Linked DNA regions of Homo sapiens: region 2 is linked to region 1. Evidence: chromatin contacts called from ENCODE Hi-C data. All regions are on one chromosome and are shown on one strand. The core of a region is the stretch at or near the end of the contact, and the rest is flanking DNA. Distances in the headings are between cores, read along the strand shown. Region 1 holds the start of DET1 (DET1 partner of COP1 E3 ubiquitin ligase). Region 2 holds the start of RCCD1-AS1 (RCCD1 and UNC45A antisense RNA 1).

The links. Hi-C counts contacts between places; a loop is a spot of excess contacts on that map. Pooled maps may share reads with other maps.
Region 2: a map of CD8-positive, alpha-beta T cell shows a loop between it and region 1 (9-fold over the local background). The contact joins the promoter of RCCD1-AS1 here to the promoter of DET1 in region 1. A Hi-C loop is called at or near these places in 2 of 168 maps with a recorded cell type or tissue (CD8-positive, alpha-beta T cell and naive thymus-derived CD4-positive, alpha-beta T cell) and 5 of 50 pooled maps.

Annotation. Positions count from the first base shown.
Region 1 is chr15:88,544,354-88,548,640 of GRCh38, reverse strand. DET1 (DET1 partner of COP1 E3 ubiquitin ligase) reads left to right here and starts at 1,960. Exons shown (of 5, transcript NM_001144074.3): 1 at 1,960-2,101. It overlaps LOC124903547 (a long non-coding RNA gene), which reads right to left and starts at 2,056. Exons shown (of 2, transcript XR_007064748.1): 1 at 1,800-2,056; 2 at 1,308-1,681. RefSeq lists an enhancer at 356-1,230 and a silencer at 1,797-2,156.
Region 2 is chr15:90,953,221-90,957,507 of GRCh38, reverse strand. It overlaps RCCD1-AS1 (RCCD1 and UNC45A antisense RNA 1), which reads left to right and starts at 3,015. Exons shown (of 2, transcript NR_170325.1): 1 at 3,015-3,173. UNC45A (unc-45 myosin chaperone A) reads right to left here. Exons shown (of 20, transcript NM_018671.5): 19 at 4,198-4,287; 20 at 3,415-4,049. The coding sequence ends at 3,792. It overlaps RCCD1 (RCC1 domain containing 1), which reads right to left and starts at 2,624. Exons shown (of 8, transcript NM_001017919.2): 1 at 2,560-2,624; 2 at 608-896; 3 at 5-395. The coding sequence starts at 773. RefSeq lists silencers at 498-547, 668-897, 2,128-2,257 and enhancers at 2,478-2,587, 2,388-2,942, 3,767-4,267.

The sequences.
Region 1 (4,287 bases), core at 711-3,210:
CCCACCTCAATACAGTCTGATAACAGACGAGCCTTTATTAGTCAAATCAGCCAAGCAGTTTTTCAGGCTCTTAGTATTCAGTGAAACCTTTATATCCCTTACAGTCCTCCGTCTTCAAGAAAAGTAGAATGGACTAAAGGTCTTTTAAAAACACACCTCTCCAAGCTCAGCCACCAACTTAAAAAGGACTGGACAATACTTTTACCACTTTCCCTTCTCAGAATTCAGGCCTGTCCTCAGAATGCTACAGGGTACAGCCCATTTAAGCTCCTGTATAGATGCTCCTTTTTATTAGGCCCCAGTCTTATTCCAGACACCAGACCAACTTAGACTGTGCCCCAAAAAAACTTGTCATCCCTGCTATCTTCTGTCTAGTCATACTCCTATTCACCGTTCTCAACTACTCATACATGCCCTGCTCTTGTTTACACTGCCCTGCTCTTGTTTACATTGTTTTTCTAAGCCATCACAGCTGATATCTCCAGGTGCTATCCACAAACTGCCACTCTTAACTCTTGAAGTAAATAAATAATCTTTGCTGGCAGGACTATGCTGAATCTCCTTAGGCACTCTCTAATCAGATATCCTGAGTCATCCCAATTCTTAGACCTTTTATACCTGTTTTTCTCCTTTTGTTATTCCATTTGGTTTCTCAATTCATCCAAAACCATATCCAGGCCATCACCAATCATTCTATATGACAAATGTTTCTTCTAACATCCCCACAATATCACCCCTTACCACAAGACCTCCCTTCAGCTTAATCTCTCCCACTCTAGGTTCCCACGCCACCCCTAATCCCGCTTGAGGCAGCCCTGAGAAACATCGCTCATTCTCTCTCCATACCACCCCCCAAAAATTTTTGCCGCCCCAACACTTCAACACTATTTTTATTTTTCTTATTAATATAAGAAGGCAGGAATGTCAGGCCTTTGAGCCCAAGCCAAGCCATCGCATCCCTTGTGACTTGCACATATAAGCCCAGATGGCCTGAAATAAGTGAAGAATCACAAAAGAAGTGAGTATGCCCTGCCCCACCTTAACTGATGACATTCCACCACAAAAGAAGTGTAAATGACCGGTCCTTGCCTTAAGTGATGACATTACCTTGTAAAAGTCCTTTTCCTAGCTCATTCTGGCTCAAAAAGCACCCCCACTGAGCACCTTGCGACCCCCACTCCTGCCCGTGAGAGAACAAGCCCCCTTTGACTGTAATTTTCCTTTACCTACCCAAATCCTATAAAACAGCCCCACCCTTATCTCCCTTCGCTGACTCTCTTTTCGGACTCAGCCCACCTGCACCCAGGTGAAATAAACAGCTTTATTGCTCACACAAAGCCTGTTTGGTGGTCTCTTCACACGGACGCCCATGAAAGTGACTGCACCCATCCCAGCAGCAGTGTATGAGGCTTTTGATTTCTCCACCTCCTCACCAGTATGTGATATCTTCCTTTTAAAGATATTATAGCCATCCTAAGGGGTATGAAGTAGTATCTCATTGTTTTGATTTGCATTTCTCTGATAATTAATGATGTTGAAGGTCTTTTTGTTAGGGAAGCAGGAGCCTACGAGAGCCAGAGTGACATCATTTTAAAATCAACTCCATCTTAAAACTAGCAAGGCAAATTCCCTGTTAGTCAGAGATGATCAATACAATCTCAGTCTTCAAGGTGCTCGCCATCTAGAAGATAACAGAGTAGGAAGTTTCTCAGCATCTAATCAATAGGTGAAAAATTAATTCTATTCATATTTTTTCAAATGTGCCCAGCAGGTGCAGAGACACTGCCATTGGGACTCACAGAGATTGCCAGGTTAGGTGCCATTTTAATTTTTCCTTCGGAGCCATGGAGCCTCTACGGCTTCGATCCTTCCTCCGGGCACAAGGGTGCGCTGTACCTGTCTCTTAGTGTTGGCTGAACAGTGCCGTGCTCTCCCCTACTTCCCTTTTTGCTGGGCCGCAGTTCCGGTGGCTGGCGGAAACGGGAACGTGCAGCCGCGGGTGCAGGAGTCCTGGGGCATGGCGGGGGCGGGGCAGGGGGAGGCGCGCACAGAACAGGCTGGGGCATCCCTCGCCCTGGCTCTTTGAGCCCGGACCAGACAGGTGAGGACTTACCATTTTTGGCCCAGCCTCCAAGCCCGTCAGACCCTCCCCGGCAGGCTCCTCCCTGCATGACGCTGATGCCCAGAGGCCCCGCGGCCCCCGCCCTCCCTCAGCATTCTCTTCCCTTTGAGGCCCCGCCCCAGGCTTTTCTTTCCGGGGGCGCCCTTTTGGGTATGTGTGCCCGCCCCTTGGCATCCCCTTCTGGTTTAGAGGCCGTCGCAAGGAATTGAGGGACATGTGCACCTTCTCCCATAGGGAAACTGAGACCCAGCAAGGGTAAAGGACTTAGTACCACACAGTGAGTTAGTGTGTTGTACCCAGGGGTGTTAGAGAAAACGCCACACTTTGAGACGAATTAAGAGTCCTTTATTAGCCGGTGACCGAGAGACCGCTAACGCTCAAAATTCTCTCGGCCCTGAGGAAGGGGCTTGATTAACTTTTATACCTTGGTTTAGGAAGGGGAGGGGGGGTCTAGTTAAAACAATTTTACAGAAGTTAGGTAGTCAAAAAGTTAAAAGGATAAATGGTTACAGGAAAGTAAACAGTTCCAGGTGCAGGGGCTTTATGACTATTACAAGGTGATAGACGTGGGGCTTTGGGTGTTATCAATCAGATGAATTCTTGGGGACTGTGGATATAGCTTGCCACAGTATCTTATCAGTTAATTGCATTCTTGGATGTGCTGGGAGTCAGCTTGCACAAGTTAAGTCCTTGAGGAAGGGGCTGCCAGTGAAAGAGCCAAGATGGAGTCTGTCTGGCTCTCTTAGCTAAGGGAGAGTCTAAAAACAGAGTTAGTAAAAACCAGGTTGGGCATTACATTCCCCACTTGTGTTTTTGGGGAATCAAATCATTGATTCCTCAGTTTTAACAAGGGGAGTCTTAAGATACATAAGTTTGACAGAAGCTATGCATTGTTTTACAAAATTAAGAAACCAATTTAATATACAAGGCCTAAAAATTAAACTTAATAGTATGATGAGGAGAGGTCCAGCTAACCCAGTGATTAAAGTAGTTAGCCAGGGGTTCCAGTGGAACATGTTTTGATACCAGGGGATGTTATTTTCTCGTTCCTGTTGTTGCCTATCTAGATATTCTCGAACTTTTTGGAGGGTATCTTTTATGACTAAGAATGGTGGAGGAACAGTTAAATCAACTTTGTCAGGGGGTTTCTGGAACATAGGGTCACCTAGAGCAGTTAAAGGCCCGATTGGCTTGGGTGGGCTCCATGAGACCAGGATTTTTATTTCTATTATTTATTTATTTATTTTGGATGGTGAACATAGTCCCAACATCAAATCCTGGAATATAAAATGTTAATTTCCATGACATGCCGTAATATTATTGTAAGAGGATTACAATTTTTTTTTTAGTACATAATTTAGGATGAGAAGCACGAGTTACCGAATGAAGATCTGGTTGATCCCCCAGAGTAGGTGGCTAAGTTTACACATGTCCAATCAGGGCAGAAAAACTGATAAGTATCTCGACAGCTAGCGTCAGGGTGATTCCCAGGACAGAGGTAAAAGTCAACATTTTGGAGTTCTTTTTCTGCACCTTTGGCACTTCCACACATCCAGTTTGGCTCCCAGAGCACCCAAATCCTGCTACAAGGTCGACACTTCCTGCTTTTGGGACAAGCAGATTGTGTTGCTCTTCGTGGGTACAGGCTGGCTTTGGGAACAGTATACATAAAATCAACTGCAAAGGAGACTTCCTTAGAGGTACCGGCCCTCCAAGTGGTGTTTGCAAATACACGTCCTGACTTAGGCACAGTTTTAGAAGGGGCCTGACCGAGGCCTGGGGACCCCTGTTTTTAGTAGGGCTCTGTTGGCCTTTTTGATGCAGGAGTGATGAATCTAAGCAGGAATGCCATCCACCTTCAGAGCCATTGGCGTGAGGATGACGGTGTGAAGTCTTTTCAAAGCAGGAGTGAGTCCTTGTTTCTGAAACTTTTTAACAAACACTAGTTCTCCTGGCTGGAACGAATGGCAGGACCCCGTCTGGTTAGGAATTGGATTGGGATGGTTTCCTTGAACAAGTGGCAGGGTGATATCTTGTACCTGTTGGGGAGATTGTAGGTACTGTAATAAATTAGCTTGTGATATTTCTGCCAGTTGGGCATCTCTTAGCTTAAGCAAGATAGGCGGCGCCCTCCCATACATGATTTTAAAAGGTGAGAACCTAGC
Region 2 (4,287 bases), core at 1,766-4,265, 2.4 Mb before region 1:
TCACCTGCCCCCGCCCCAGGAGAACACCTGGCCAGCAGCGTCCAGCAGCAACGCGTGCTCGGCGCCCAGCTCCAGCTGGCGTGCCCGCAGCTCCGGAGCCAGAGGCCGGTAGAAGGGCGCCCGCGGGCTCACGTAGGCACGGGCGCAGGGCAGCAGGGGTAGCCTCCCAGCCTGGGCCTCACCGGCCGGATCGTCTTCCCCTTCGGCCTCGGGCACCACATTCTGGGCCCACAATGGCTCCCCACGCAGCGCCGATTCGGCCGCCCAGACCTGCAGTAACGCCTCCGGCCCCGGCCCGGCGCGCAGCACCGCGAGGAGCCCCTCCGAGGCCCACGCGTCCTTGCAGCGGCCCGCCGCGCCGCTGGCTGAGCCCGACAGCTCCAAGCGGCCTCCACCTGCGGGGCGGATTGGAGCAGGGTGGCCAGAATGGAGGCGGCGGGGATGGGGGGAGCGGGGTGTTCCTGGGAAGGGGTCGAATTGGGGACCAACCCAGAATGTGGGGCTGGCGGCCTGAACGGGGGAGACAAACTGGACTGGCCACAGCGGTGCGGGGAGGCGACTGGGGAGCGCGGCTGGAATAAGTGGGGACGGGGCGGGGAGTGCTCACGGGTCACGAAAGCGGTGTAGCTCCAGCTCGCGCTCACGCGGCAGATGTCGACGCCCGCCCGCAGCGGACTGGGGCTGTGCACCTGGCGCCCGCGTCCGGAGCCCAGCTCCTGCCCGAAGCCGCAGAAACCGAAGCCGAACCAGGCCCCCGGCCGCTCCTCCGCCATGCCCGAGCAGCGCCCTCTGCCGGCCGCCGCCTGGCTGCGGCGGGCCCGGGGGGATTCTTGCGAAGAGCCCGCTAGTGGGACACTGGCAAGTCTCTGGCCTTCCAGGGGCTGGAGCTGCCTTATCTGTAAAATGGAGAAACTATCATTCTCCCGACCACAAAGGCAGAGTCCGTGCCACGAAGGTTCGCTGAGCAGGCGCCCTGACTAATGCCCTACCGGATTTACAAAGATGCTCAAATATTTAGAGGCACTTTCCCTGTCCTCCCTTTTGGCTCAAGCTCAGCGTGCCACAAAGTGGGTACGAAGTGGCCTGTCCTTTAGGCATTGGACTAGGATCCGAGCGCCCCCGACACCCCCACCCCGTCCCGCAGCTTCCCAGCATCTGGCACTTTATCCCATGTAATCTTGGGAACCAAAATGGTCGTTTTACAGAGGAGATTCTGAGACAAAGTAACCCTTACACACTCATACAGCCAGACAGAGAGGGGCAGAGCGCTGAAATCAGGTCCCACCAACTCCACACACAGTGCTCTGCCCCTCTCCCCACAGCGGAACGCAGAAGAGCGTTTGGGAGGCAGTGCCTCTGCAACTCAGCGGGGCCTTGGGACCGCAGCCAATCCACCTGAGTCCAACTGCGTTTCTTCAGTTTACAAAGGGAGGTGGGGGCGGTGCTGTTTGAACCTTCCTCACAGAATTGTAATAAATGCAAATAAAGGGTTTGGTGCGAGTACATGCCATGATAAACACACAGTATTAGCTTACTGAATCCAGTATTTAGTGTTGACAAAAAAATTATCCCTGGACATCTTACTGGTTTTGAGAAACTTATACAGACAGAATTTCAACTGTACCTTATCTAGCCATTTATTCGTCCAGCGAGCATTTACTGAGCGCTCCTCCTCTGCCAGTGAGGACAGCTGTCTGCTCCCAAGGAGCTAACCGTTAAATGGGGAGACAAACAGTCTGGTGGTTACAACAGCAACGCCAACTTCAAGCAGATTCGGCTGGAGCGGGTTTGTTTTTTTTTTTTTTTAATATAATAGAGACAGGGGTCTCGCTATGCTGCCCAGGCTGGTCTCAAATTCCTGGGCTCGAGTGATCCGCCCGCCTCGGCCTCCCAAAGCGTTGGGATTACAGGCGTGAGCCGCTGCACCCGGGCTGAAGCAGAATTGCATGGGCATTTTCAGGCCTCTTAAGTCAGATCCTGGGTCTCTCCTGAGACCCCAGTTCCTGGGCTCCTAACCCCTTCCGTGTCCTCTCCCAACCCAAGGGGGCCTCTGACCTTGATCTTGACCCTATGCCCTCTACCCTCTCGGGCAGGTCCTTCTGGTGGGCAGCCTTGGAGGAAACGCCGAGGCGCAGAGCGGCCGCCTCCGGAAAGGCCTCCCGCCCAGCGGGCGCCGACAGCCACGGGGAGAAAAGGTTTGAAGGGCGCGCGGCGCGAGGCGGCCAATCACCAGCAAGGGCGGTGACGTCGCCGCCCGGGGCGCGGCGGCCGCAGCCCTGTTCAACTCCCCTTGAGGGCCTCTCCGGTCCCGAGGCCTACGCCGGGGCCCTGCGGCCCGGTCTGTGAAATGGGCTGAAACCTCCGAGGGGCGTTGGACCAAGGCCCTGGAGGAAACCGGGGGCGTTGGACCAAGGCAGAGGTTGGGCCAGGTGGTCCCGCCCCTGCAGGAACCCGTGGGGCTGGAGCTCGGATTAGAACCACAGAGAGGACATTCATTAAGACTTGAGCTAAAGGTTTGGCGAGGAGTGACGCCCAAGACGGGCGGACCCCGCCACCCACCTCAGTCCCGGGACCGCGGCAGCTCAAAACCCGACACGCGCCGGACTCATGCCCCAACAGGAAGCAGCTTTTACCTTCCACGGATTGGCTCAGGACCCGTCACGTGCCTCTGTCGAGCCAACGAGCCTCACGCTGGGCTTAGCCCTCCTCGAACGTGCTGGGGTGGTGGGCGGGGCCCAAGCCGCCCTTCAACCAGGCTCAGCTGGCCACCAACCCCAACCCCCGCCCCAGCGCCCTCAGCGGAGGCCACAGAGGACTCCCAATATAAAGACAAACGTACTGAAGGCCCAGCATATGGGAGTCTCTACCCTAAACGACTTATTTCTTGGGATAGTTTAATATTTTTTGAGATAGGGTCTCGCTGTGTCGCCCAGGCGACACTTTGGGAGGCTGCGCTCTGGGCTCACTGCAACCTTCGCCTACCGAGTAGCTGGGATTACAGGTGCATGCCGCCACACTCTGCTCTTTTTTTTTTTTTTTTTTTTTTTTTGGTATTTTTATAGAGAAAGAGTTTTGCTTGTTGCCCAGGCTGGTCTCGAACCCCTGACTTCAAGTGATCCACCTGCCTCAGCCTCCCAAAGCGCTGGGATTACAAGCTTGAGGCACCGCACCTGGTGAGTTTCTTATTGATTAGCTTCCTAGGCTTACCCTTTGTCCCTCCAGTAGGATTAAGAAGCAACTCAGTGGGCCCTGGTTGGGGAATCCATTGGATTCCTTCCATGGAGGTGGGTCTGCCACTGTGAAGCTCCGTTGCACACTCACCCACGCCCAGCTCACACCCATACTCACCCACACTCACCCACTCAGAGACTCCCACTCACAGCAGCCCTCCCTGCCCAAGGACAGGGCACACAGTGGAGTTCTACACACTTTTATTGGAGGGGCAGGCCTGATAGCAGGCTCACAGCTGGTGAGGCTGCTGATGTGTGCGCCCTTCCAGATGCCCCAGGATCCACAGGCTGTGTTGGGATGCACCTTCCCCATTCCCAGCTGACTACAGTAGTACAGAAAAAGGGCCCCTCTGAGTGAGGCTGCAGGCAGTGCTGGCCAAGCAGGGCTGTGTGACTGAACGTGGCCGCTGACTCAGAACAGAGGACATCCTAGGGCAGCAAGCGAGGATGGGCAAGAGTATTGGGCATGCCAGCCACCACCAGCCAAAGCTGCTTCCGTCCTTACTCTCCGTGCCACAATAGGTAGCGTGTGCATGAGCCTTGGGCCCAGGGACAACCCCCTCACTCTCCATCTTGGTTGGGTTGGATAAGCCCATATTCCACTGCTTTGTCCAGGCAGGCTGCAGCAGCCCTTGTGACAGGGCTGTGGTCACCCTTAGCTAGCACTGACAAGATCTCCATCATCTCACTCTCCATCAGGGTGCTGGCAATCTCCCTCGAGGCCTCCACCATGTTCAGCACCACCACAGCACCCCGGTGCTGCAGCTCCTGGTTGGAGCTCAGAAGCAGGGCCTGCAGGATCTCCAGCCAGTGTGTGGTCTGTGAGAAAAACAGGGTAGATATGACCCCTGGGCAACAGGCTCAACCTTGGCAAGGGACACACCCACACACCCTAGGACTGCCCCCTTCAGCTGCTGCTGGGAGTTCCTGGTCCGTCCCTCCTCCCCCACTGAGAAGAGGCACTGACCACTTGGGGAATGCGGCTGCAGAGCGTGGGCCGCATGGAGGTAAGCATGGCCAAGCCCCCGGCAGCTGCCCGCTGTAGCAGCTCATCATC